2 separate regions of the Homo sapiens genome follow, and region 1 is linked to region 2. A link is an interaction called in ENCODE POLR2A ChIA-PET data of the cell type or tissue named here. Cell type or tissue: PC-9. All regions are shown on one strand. Each heading gives the region's core, and the rest is flanking DNA. Links, peaks and the distances in the headings are about the cores only.

Region 1 (2,918 bases), core at 213-2,712, 800 kb before region 2:
TTGAAAGATATATTAATGGATTATAATCTGTCTTGGCTTCCAAAAGAAAGTTCACCTTTATATTGAAAATGATTAGTTAAATCAGCAAATATTTTCCTGAATATACATTTTATAATATACGATAAATCAAGCAAACATTCTAGGGATATCACATATAATTAAATATCTAATGTTAAATCATTTTATGTTATTTTAATGTTTAAATTATTGTCTCAATTTGAAATAATCACAGATTTTCCTTATAAACCAACTTGGTTTAATTTTAACATATAGACTAACATAATTTCTAGTAGGCATATATGCTTCATTTTAGAAGCCCCTGTTATTAGGTTATATAATTTCTCCTTACAACTTATAATGTAGAAATAGTTTTCTTATAATAAGGTATTTCTCTTAATAGTTAATAATTAAACTTAGTTGATTATTTTAAGTATATAGTACATACAAATAATATATAATTCAAAAGCTATAATATATTTTTCCTATCCCTATTTCCTGGTTCCTCTCTAAGCTAAGGCATTTAGACTAATCCTAGTGGCTTAGTATTGTTTAAATAATTTTTTATTTGAAAATTGATTCCATATTGGACATATTTACAATATTTCCTTGAATAATAATAGCTTACCACATAGTAATACATTACATATTTAGTTCTCTCAGTAGCCTTCTGAGTTAAATTCTGTTATCCATTTGAAAAATGCAGGAACTCAAGGTTAGAGAGGTTAAATAATTGGCTAAAATTCACCTGGCTGATAAGTGACAGATTTGGGCTGGAACTCAGGTCCTCTAATACCAGAGCCTATATTCATAGCCCATACTGTAGGATTATAGAAATAAGGTTATTCCCAGTTGTGCCTTTTATACTTGAAAAGAACAAAAGATTCCACTGAATGCTTATTTTACAATTAATAAATTAAGTTAGGCTTTATCATACCCTAATGAGATATCTTATTATTTGTTTAAAATAAATGATCTACCATTATGTTCATAAATAAAAATAAAGATATTGTTTTATTATAGATGTTAATGTTTTAAAACTTAGATCATCTAAACATGAAAAATCTCTGGCCTAGTCAAAGGCACACTGAGAACTAAACTTGGGATTGGAAAATTTGGAGTTTTCAAATGGCCCTACCAATTCAGCGCATAATTGTATATGCTTATCATTTTTCCAAAGAGGGTTGAATAGTATTCTTCCATTGTATATCTTAGGGAGGCATTATAAAGGTAATATGACATCAGATGTTAAACTTACTTATTTAACCAGCATTCATTGAGGCTGCCTACTATACGTATCCTGTGAAGCAATGTGACCAATACAAAGATGAAGAAAACATGGGTGCTGTCTTTAGTGAACTACCCATCTTCTAGGAAGAATAAGATCTATTGTAATATAAACAAGAGTGATGAGTCCTTAGTATATGTGAAGGTCTCCTCAGCTAAGTTCCAAAAAGTAACAAGCTAACTGTAATTTCACCACCTTAGTATTTTATGAACACCACCTTAGTTTTTATGAACTCAGGACCTTACCTCCACTTTATGAAAACACATATACACAAAGCAAGGAGTTTTAATAAGCACTTGAAAAGATGCTAATCTTAGCCATCAGACAGTGGCATAACCATGTGAGCTTTATCTTAACACCCACTAGGATGTCTATAATCAAGAAGACATAATACCAAGTGTTGACAAGGATGTGGAGAACTTGGAACCCTCATGCACCACTGGTGGAAATATTGGCAGTTCCTCAAAAGGCTAAACACAGAGTTACCATATGACCCAGCAATTCCACTTTTAGATATATACCAAAGAAAAATGAAAACCTGTGTTTACACAAAAATGTGTATATGAATGTTTATGGCAGCATTAATTATAATAGTCAAAAGGTAGAAATGACTGAAATGTTCATCAACTGCTGAATGGATAAATAAAATTAGATTGTTATTTTACATGAGACACAAAAATGAACTCAAAACAGATTAAAGATTTAAACATAAAACCTGAGACCTTAAAACTCAGAAGAAAACATATTAGAAAAGCTCCGTGACACTGGTCTTGCAATGACTTTTTATGTATGACACTAAAAGCACAGGCAGCAAAAGCAAAATTAAACAAAATTGTATCTATATCAAACCAAAAAGTTTCTGCACAGCAAAGGAGACAACAAAAGAAAAGGCAACTCACAGAATGGGAGAAAATATTTGTAAACCCCATATATGATAAAAGGTTAATTATCCAAAATATGTAAGGAACTCATACAACTCAATAGCAGAAAACCCGATTAAAAAATGAGCCCAGGACCTGAATAGACATTTTCCATAGAAGACATACAAATGACCCAGGTATATGAAAACATGTGCAGTGTCCCTAATCATCAAAGAAATACAAATCAAAAGACCACAGTGAAGCTGGGTTCAGTGGTGGTGGTGCGTACCTATAGTGCCAGCTACTTAGGAGACTGAGATAGGAGGATCAGTTGAGCCCAGGGGTTCAAGGCCAGCCTAGGCAACATAGGAAGACCCTATCTCTTTAAAAAAAGAAAAAAAAAATTACTCCCCCACCCCCACTTTCCTCTCCCTCACAATGAGATACTACCTTAAATTTGTGACTGTTATCAAAAAGTCAAAATCATGTGGAAAAAAGGGATCCCTTGTTAGCGGGAATGTAAATTGGCACAGAGATTATGAAAAACAATACGAAAGTTCCTTTAAAAACAGAACTACTATATAATCCAACAATCTCATTTTTGGATATAAATCTAAAGGAGATCGGCCGGGCATGGTGGCTCATGCCCGTAATCCCAGCACTGTGGAAGGCCGAAGTGGGCGGATCACTTGAGGACAGGAGTTGGAGACTGGCCTGGCCAACATGATGAAACCCCATCTGTACTAAAAATATAAAAATTAGCTGGGCGTGGT
Region 2 (2,918 bases), core at 116-2,615:
TTCCCAGGATACTACTTTCTTACCCACATAGTTGCTAGGGGTGACTGTGTGGTTCGTTCCTGGCCACAGATAAAGGGGGGCTTCTCAGGACATTTTTCTTTCTGATAATAAGAAATCCTCTTTTCCTGCTTAGTCTCTTCTTACCTTGAATGGAGTTGTATAAAGATGAAATGCTTGCAGCCATAGCAGCCATTTTGTGGCCATGAGGCAACAAAGTTAAGGATTAACAACAAACAAACAAAAAACACCAGTGAGGATGGCAAGAGGAAATACGGTTTATTGGTTCTCAAAGACATTGTCAAGCCCTTGAACCAACATCAGCAGCATCTACCTCCACACTCTGTTCTAGGAGAAAATGGAGCCCTTTGTGTTTAAGGAATGATTAACTGTATACATATCCTTTTAGTTAAGGCTCAGAGCTGTCCTAACTTATTCCAGTCCCCAGGCAGTGTGGCTCATGCCCACAGGGATGGTTTAGAGTTGGTGCTGGATAACCCTGTTTGCTTTTTCTTCAGGCTAGAGTGGCAGATTCCACAATGAACTTTGGAATCGTGCCCTGCATGAGTGAGGCCTCCATTTCCTCAGGAGTGAGTTTGCCCAGTCCCCTTGCAGACAGATTTATGGCAAGCCAGTCCCTCCCCTCCCTGAGAAACCCAATTGCCAGCCCTGGGCAGCCCACCCTCACCCTATGGCAGGCCCGTGGGGTCTCATGGCCCCTCTGGATCTCCCTGTGGGTGAGATGAGATCCCCACATTCTGCAGGTGAGGCCCTGGCGGAGAAGTGACTTATCCAAAGTCCCACGGGCAGGGTGTAGGGGCTGGCTCCAGTTTTGTAGGATCCAAGCTTGGGGGTCCCACTCCAGTAGGAGTCTCTCTATTTGCCCCAGGGCCAGGGTCACAGGGACTTCTGGGACAGTGGATGACCAGGTGGAGTGGGCGCTTCCGGGCAGCAAGCTGAAGCGGGCTTGAGGAAGCCTGTGTTCTCCTGGGCCTGAGAAACAGGTTTCTGTTGCAACAGTGCTGTAACAGCCCTGGACCTCAGTGGCTTCCAAAATAATCATTTACTTTCTCTCTCCTGGTTCAGGAGTCAGCTGGCATGGTTTTGCTTCAAGTTGTGGGTCCAGATCATTTGGGAAGCAGCAGAGACCTGGGGATGCTCTTGCCTGGTGGGCAGCACAAGCACGAGAGGTGCACCACACAGGTGCGTTGAAAGCCCCTGCCCGTGCCAAGTCTGCTGAAGTTCCATTGGCCAAAGCCACTCACTTGGCCAAGCCTGTAGTATCAGGGTAAGTGAGTGTGTTCTACCCGCTCTGTGGGGTGGCCCTGCAAGGCCACCTGTGTAATCCTATTACAGGTGGATGAGTGAAAGGTCAGGATGAACAATCCAATCTAACAGGTCCCACATGCTCCACAGTGACCCCAAAGCCACAGTAACACTCTAACCCCACCTACACCACTGGGCAGGATCTCCTCAGGGCAGGGGGGCGGGGGTGCTGCCTCACGCAGGAGCTGCCTTCAGGTCTGGCTGGCCCCAGGGCCTCTGCAGATCCATTCTTGCTCAATTCCTAAGAGTTCAGGGTTTCCCATCTTGCCTCCCATCAGCTCTGGGAAGCCAAAGACTCCGTCTGTTTCTCAGAGGAAGAACTTGAAGTTCAGGGAGCCAGGGTGTGGCTGAAGATTGCAGGGCAGACTCCCTGCCTCTGCCCAACCCCCACTGCCATCCTGAGCCCAGCAGGGAGGTGCTGAGTGGTCAGGCTCGCCTCCCTGAGCACCTGCCTCCCAGGAGGGACACACTCCCAGCCACTTGCCCCTTTCCTCCATGCCACCCCCACGCTCAGCCTATGCCCTCCCTGCAGAAATGCAGGGAAATGCAGCCGTGGACTGCAGGGTGCAGCCTGCCCTGCTCGGGGGACCTCTCAGCTCTTGTTTGCATTTGGCAGCCCCTGAGCTGGCCTGGGGACAGATTTTTATTTGCCTTGCTCAGGGTTTTATTTGTTTCAATGGAGCCAACACTAAACAGTCAGATTTCACAAAGAATTCAGATTTAATTTCTATTCCTTTTGAAACAGTGAAAGATTTGCCTACATGGGGCCCACTTAGCTGCGGAGCAGGTCTGCTGGGGCTGCCTGGTGCCCCACCCCCCACCCCCCACCTCAGATGGGTTAAGGACCCCTGCCCCAGCCCCCACCACTCCCTGCTGCCTCACACCCAAACAACTTCACTCATTTTCTATATTGGTCTTTATGCTGCTGGCATATGAGCTGTGACCTCTGATTTAATCCAGTTCCCAGAGGCCCAGAGAGGGGAGACTCCTGTCTGGGGTCTATGGCCAGTCAGGAGACCTTATTTCTCTTTCTCTCTTCCCAAGAACTTCATCTGGATCCCTCCTGTGGACTCCAACCCAGAGGCCCAGTCTCTGCTTCCTGCCCCCAGTGGCTCAGGCTAGGGGCTTTCTCTCCAGGCAAAGCTGTTTGTGTCCTGGCTTAATAAAGCTCCCTGGCATTGCTGCCCCAGGGGTACACTCACCCGAGGAAAAAGTCCAGACTGACAAGAGGCTCTGGGAGACATGGGGGGCAGGGGGGCTCATATCTCTGAGCTATACAGCGAAGCCCTGCAGATGTTTAATATTGGATCGTTGGCTGGGCATGGTGGCTCACACCTGTAATCCAAGTACATTGGGAGGCCGAGGCGGGTGAATCACCTGAGGTCAGGAGTTCAAGACCATCCTGGCCAACATGGTGAAACACCGTCTCTACTAAAAATACAAAAATTAGCTAGGTGTGGTGGTGGTGCACACCTGCAGTCCCAGCTACCCAGGAGGCTGAGGCAGGAGAATCACTTGAACCCAGAAGGCACAGGTTGCAGTGAGTCGAGATCAAGCTACTGCAACCCAGCCTGGGTGACAGAGTGAGACTCTGT

What was found. Peaks named below come from ENCODE experiments on the same cell type or tissue, not always from the same donor. Only the 100,000 strongest peaks of a DNase experiment are listed, where the experiment ranks them.
Region 1: POLR2A ChIA-PET joins it to region 2 with 6 read pairs; 1 of 35 experiments calls an interaction of 5 or more read pairs at or near these places.

What each region holds. Positions count from the first base shown.
Region 1 is chr10:74,439,594-74,442,511 of GRCh38, forward strand. All of the region lies in intron 6 of ADK (adenosine kinase), which reads left to right. Among named protein-coding and RNA genes, the nearest start is that of ADK-AS1, 88 kb to the right of the region's middle. In PC-9, for the core only: no CTCF peak of the experiment used is centred there; no DNase peak of the experiment used is centred there.
Region 2 is chr10:75,244,152-75,247,069 of GRCh38, forward strand. No RefSeq gene overlaps it. Among named protein-coding and RNA genes, the nearest start is that of COMTD1, 9.7 kb to the left of the region's middle. In PC-9, for the core only: no CTCF peak of the experiment used is centred there; DNase peaks (open chromatin) are centred at 510 and 1,390; H3K4me3 peaks cover 554 bases; H3K27ac peaks cover 2,500 bases.